Linked DNA regions of Homo sapiens: region 2 is linked to region 1. Evidence: read pairs that join two places in POLR2A ChIA-PET (ENCODE). Cell type or tissue: Caco-2. All regions are shown on one strand. Links, peaks and the distances in the headings refer to the core of each region. The heading gives the core; the rest is flanking DNA. Region 1 has its middle 75 kb from the start of ERCC4. Region 2 has its middle 13 kb from the start of LINC02185.

Evidence for each region. ChIA-PET counts read pairs that join two places held together with the same protein. Peaks named below come from ENCODE experiments on the same cell type or tissue, not always from the same donor. Only the 100,000 strongest peaks of a DNase experiment are listed, where the experiment ranks them.
Region 2: POLR2A ChIA-PET joins it to region 1 with 7 read pairs; 2 of 35 experiments call an interaction of 5 or more read pairs at or near these places.

The regions. Positions count from the first base shown.
Region 1 is chr16:13,843,413-13,846,326 of GRCh38, reverse strand. No RefSeq gene overlaps it. Among named protein-coding and RNA genes, the nearest start is that of ERCC4, 75 kb to the left of the region's middle. In Caco-2, for the core only: no CTCF peak of the experiment used is centred there; no DNase peak of the experiment used is centred there.
Region 2 is chr16:14,001,700-14,004,613 of GRCh38, reverse strand. It overlaps a transcript of MRTFB not described here. Among named protein-coding and RNA genes, the nearest start is that of LINC02185, 13 kb to the left of the region's middle. In Caco-2, for the core only: no CTCF peak of the experiment used is centred there; a DNase peak (open chromatin) is centred at 1,159.

The DNA.
Region 1 (2,914 bases), core at 269-2,768:
CAATCAAGGCAATGGTCAGGGCTGTGGTCTCATCTGACATTCAACTGGGGAAGAATCTGCTTCCAAACTCACTAAGATTGTTAACAAAATTGATTTCCTTACAGTTATAGCACTTCAGGAAGTAGTTTTGTTCTGGCTGTAGACTAGAGGATGCTGTCAGCCCCTAGAACCTTCCTACAGTTCTCAGAGGCCACCCTTCTCCTACCATTTAGAATGGGGGCAGTTCTTTTTTTCCATGTGGATTTTCCCCAACATGATCTCTCACATCATCAAGCCTGCAAAAGAGAGCAAATCTCCTTGCAAGATGAGCATTATAATCTCCCGTAACAAAATCATTCACATGTAATCATGCACATGAGGTCACGTACATCCCATCGCTTTGCTGTAAGGATTCTTTCTACAACTGGCTTCCACAAGATGGAAGGAAGGGCTATGGAAATTAGAGTTTCAGGATTAGGGCTGGACTCACTGCCTTTCTCTTATTATACACGCATCTTGTGGATGACTGTAGAATTTAATTTCCTGCTTTCATGAACCAACACATTTCTTTAATTGAGTCAGTTCTCTCTCACCTGTCATTGAAAAAGTCCTTACAATACATTCCATGCTGCAGTGTCTGCATCTATAAATGGGGATAATAAGAGAACCTACCTCATAGGGTTATTGTAATGAGCACAGAGCTCCTAGCACTGAACTGCTGTTATTATCATTACTGTTTGCAAAGACCTGGGAGCTAAGACTGTATTAGGGAGTTTATGTGCAGAGACTCTTTAATATTATCTAAGGTTGACCAGGAGGCCTTGAAGAATGGAAGCCAAAGTTTGGTTGCAAAACATGCTTCCTGACCTGGAGTTGAGAAATATTAAAATAAGTGATCGAATGCACTGTTCAACACATGCTTCCCCAGAAATCTTTGTTGACTATGCTGGTTCATCACCTGTCCAGGCTAGAATAGATTTTCATGGAGGCCAGAGGGAGTGTTGGTGACTTCTCTGAGTGGGAGGCTGGTTGGCTTCTCCCCCAGGTCTTCTCCCGTCTTTTCCTGACAGTGCTTTCTTCTAAGAGAAAATCTATCACATGACAGGATCTTTTTTGGCACCTGCAGACCCACTCCGGGAGCCATCTCAGAGGGAACAAAAATGTTTTCATGGTTTGTATGTAACACGTCTAGGCCTAAGTTCCCAGAAAAGACTGAACCGTGTATTAATACATTGCATTTCTACCAGGTAATTAGAGCATGTTTTCTCTACACAGCCAGTTTGGAGAATTTTCCTCTTATGACAGCAGAAACTCTATTCTTCATATCTTACAGGTTTTTAAGATGCTTTTTTTTTTACATTCTGAGTTGCTTATTTTACTACATGAATTCATTCTGAGTCCTTGAATGTGCAAAACTATAGCTGCTGCATCTTTCCCAGGTGAGATGGGAAACCAGCAGTGCATGGAGATGCAACTGAATACCCTGTTCCTCCCTGGACTTTGTACAGAAAATAAGAGGATGGGAAGGTCATACCCAATGGTCCTTGCCAATTCTTATCTTGTATTGCTGATACACCAATTACTCCTTTACCTTAAAAAAAAGTCCATATATCTTAAGATTCATTTATTTTCTCTATAAAGAGTGTTTCTACAAGCAGGGGGAGCTGACAAATTCTTATTGTATTTTCCCAAAATGCAACCACATAACACAGAAATATGGTGCGTTTAGTTTGAAATCAGTCCTGAGAATACGTAACTTACCTGCAAGGTTGTAAAGTCTTTGAAGACTGTGCCTTATTTATATCCCAAACTTGCGGTCTGATTTATAGTAAGTCAAGGGTCTCCAACCTCTGGGCCATGGACCAATACCAGCCACTCCCCATCACTCGCATTACTGCCTGAGCTCTGCCTCCAGTCAGATCAGTGACAGCATTAGATTCTCATTGGAGTGTGAACACTATTGTGAATGACACATGCAAGGAATCTGGGCTGCGCCTTCCTTAAGAGAATCTAATGCCTGATGATCTATCACTGTCTCCCATCACCCCAGATGGGACCATCTAGTTGCAGGAAAACAAGCTCAGGGCTCCTCAGGGCTTCTACACTATGGTGAGCTGTATAATTATTTCATTATATATTACAATGTAATAATAATAGAAATAAAGTGCATAATAAATGTAATGTGCTTGAATCATCCCAAAACCATCCCCACACACCATTCGTGGAAAAATTGTCTTCCATGAAACCAGTTCCTGGTGCCAAAAAGGTTTGGGACTGATGTCATAAGTGATCAGCAAATGATTCGTGAAAGATTGTAGGACGCTTAGATGCTCGTAATGAAAGAAAATTAATATTTCATTTGGGTTACCTAATGTTAGCCTCTGTTGTGGGTTGACTAATGACCCCCCAAATATATGCCCTCTCAGAACCTCAAAATGTGACTATTTGGAAATAGGATTTGGGTTGGGATTAGGGTTAGGGTTGGGGCTGTTATTGTAGCCCTGGGAATCAAATGTAGCCTCCAAGTAGAGTTTTTTTCTCAAGATGATAATGGTCTGAAGCACAGCATGTTACAGGTGAAAGTGAATTAAAAGAATAGCACTAGAACTTGTTTTCCAAATGAAATCTTATGTGGGACCCCAATCTGTAACACAGGTAAGAATGGATGTTCTTGGAGTGAGTGGGCTGGAGGTAATCTCAGTCGTGCTCTCTTGGCCTCACTAGGATTTCCTGCTGTGGTCTCCAAGCCCACTCTGAAGAATCCAAGTTCTCCTTAGAAAGAGAGATTCAAGATGTCATGTCTAGCCTACTCCTCACTGAACCAATGAAGATGCCGAGGCTAGGAACAGGAGGTCACCTGGCTAGATCCCCATATATGTGGGTCTTAAGTTTGGGTTCCTCCGTCTTACAGAGTTGGACCCAGGACATAGGATGA
Region 2 (2,914 bases), core at 99-2,598, 160 kb before region 1:
TTTGTGGCCAATGGGAAAGGGAGCAGGGAGACAGAGCCCCATGGGGCCCCGTGGGCTGTGTCCTGGCCATCCTGGCCAGTGGGGGAGAGCCTGATCATGGTGCCCCTGAATGTCCCCAAAGGAGGTCAGAGCACAGGCCTTCTTTACGCCACTTCCACCCGACCCACAGTAACCCCACCGTGACTCCCTGCGGTTGCAACTTAGCTGAAAAGCGATACATCATTCTAGCTTCACCCGTGGACCTCTGGGATCCCTTGAGGCCCCATCTGTTCAGTGCCTGACCCTGATTAACCTGTGGTCCTTCTGGCCTAGGGCCTGGCATCATGGAACAGGATGGGCGGCTTTGGGAACCAAGGGAAAAGTGACAGTCCATTCCCTCCACCCCGGTTACTTGTCTGCGGTCCAGCTAGCCATTCTCCCATCCACTGGATGAAGGTCCTACAGAAATCAAGGTCCGGGGCTGCCACCAAGCCTTCTGGCTTCTCCAAGGAGCTCCTGGGGCTCATGGCTTGCTGTCCACAGTCCCTGCCTGCCTCCCACCAGTCCTCCATTCTGCTGCCAAAACCACCCAACGAACCCTCAAATGCAACTGTCTCACAAACCCGCATTATGGACCCTGCTTGGCTCTCCTCCACAGACTGGAGGCCCACAGATGGGTTTTTGCTTGTCCTGCATTGAGATTTTTAAAAATCTGGAAGTTGCCCAGGTTCCCTTGAAACACCAGTTGGCTGGAGCTAGTGCAAGGCCTCCTTAGGCAGGTACTTAGGGAACAGTCCTCACCATTCCCTATCGTCTCACATCCAGCCTCATTCCCTCATGAAATGCAGTGTTTGGTGCCTGCATACTTTTGAGTTTCCCCCCTCTAGTCTCCAGGCAAAGGCTATTGTAGCATGGCAGGGAGGGAAGGAAGAAGGAAAGAAGTGTAGAGGAAGGAAGGAAGGAAGGGAGGGAGGGAGGGAGGGAGGGAGGGAGGCAGGCAGGCAGGCAGGCCGGCCGGCCCCAGCTCTGCTGGTGAATGCAGAGGGGCTCAAGCAGTGGTCTTCCCTGCCAGGACCTACGTGCATGCTCTGCAGAGCAGGCTGGGAGACGCCTCTGTCGGGAACTGCCATTGCACTGCTGTGGCTCTGGGAGCAGCAAACTGCCTGGGGGCTGTTCTCTGATTTCCAAACCACGGCAGGGAAGAGCACTGTGAGCGTGCGGGGGTGGAGGGTGGAGAGAGACAAGAAAGCAGGAGCAGAGGGAAGTGGAAGGGGCAGAGGCGTGCTGCTTAGCAACCGCGGAAGAAAATTTAGAGAAGTGACAGGACCATTTCTCCCTGTGCCTGAAAGGGAGGATTAAAAAGAAAGAAACAAAAAACTCGTCACACGCCTACACTTGCTCATCTTGTTGTGGCGGCTCTCGGAGTGTTGGCTGGAATTCACAGGGCTCCTCTGCAAGGGAGGGCCATTGTGGAGGATGCCTGGCCAGCCACGTGTGATGTGGGAAAAGCTACAAAAAACTACGTCCTCAATAGCTCAAGGGGGACCATCTTTGTGGCCCCTCAAGGGGAGGGAGTGAAGCCTTGCAAGAAAGATGTAAGGACACAACCTCACCTGTCTCATCTTTTCTCTCTCTCACTTCTTCCTCCTAAGTCTACCAACATCTAGAGAGAAAGGTGTCGGAGTCCTGTTCTCCATCTTTCTCCCAGAACCTCACGAACAGCCCCAACCCCATTCCTTCCTCCCCACCGAGAATTCTCTGTTGCTTTTCTTTCTTAATTTGATTTTCTCTGGCTCAGAATCGAGATCAAAAGAGGAAATTCTTTCCAGCCTTTTAGGAATAATTCCCAGAATCTCCCCCTGGAAATGCATACGTAATTACCATAATTATTTTTAAAGAAATCTTTCGTGTTCTCTTACCCGCTTCTTTTCCATCTCTCCTGCAGGCTTGGGGAGGAGGGGAGAGAGAGGAAGCTTCAAGAGTGTCTTTGTGGTTGCTGGTTGACCAGTATAAACGGTATTTACACATTTAGAGTGGCAGACTCACCAGTACGTGAGAGAATTGTCGATGATGCAGGCAACTTACATGAAATGTACCCCTCCAGCATTCAACGCAGCAGAATCACCTAGTAGAAGTTATTCTCTTTCTAATTTGTTTTCAGTTGTTTTAATTTCATCGAGTCTCAAGTTGGTGCTAGCCTAGGTCATTAACACCTCCCGGACACTTGCTAACCTTGCCTTTTTTTTTTTTCCCGGACGGAGTCTTGCTCTGTCACCCAGGCTGGAGTGCAGTGGCATCATCTCGGCTCACTGCAACCTCCGCCTCCTGGATTCAAGCGATTCTCCTGCCTCAGCCTCCCAAGTAGCTGGGATTACAGGCACCCCCAACTTTGGCCAATTAATTTTGGTATTTTTAGTAGAGACAGGGTTTCACCATGTTGGCCAGGCTGGTCTTGAACTCCTGACCTCAGGTGATCCACCCATCTCAGCCTCCCAAAGTACTGGGATTACAGGTATGAGCCACCATGCCTGGCCTAATCTTGCCTTTTAGCAACCATGACAGCACCAGTCTTCAGGCTTACAGCGAGCGAGAGCAACCAGCTATCTTTTAATCATAGTATTGCTTTTGGTTGTATTTATTTTCTACAGACCATGAGAGGGGCTTTTTGTTATGGCTGGTTCTTTTTAGAGGAAAGACAAATAATGAATCAGTAATAATTGAGTTGGAACAAGGATACAGTGCCTCATGGCAGAGGCCTGAAAAAGAGCCCAGATTTCCAGCTCCTATTCAGCGAAGTGGGTTCCCCAGGTGGCAGGCTGCAGATCAAGCTTGGGGAAGGTTCTGGTCTGAGGTCAGTGGGTCCAGCTGGTCAGCAGATGGCAACGAGGGAACTTTGGATGAGAGTTGTTGTCGGAGCCCGCCGGCCTGGTTTTGC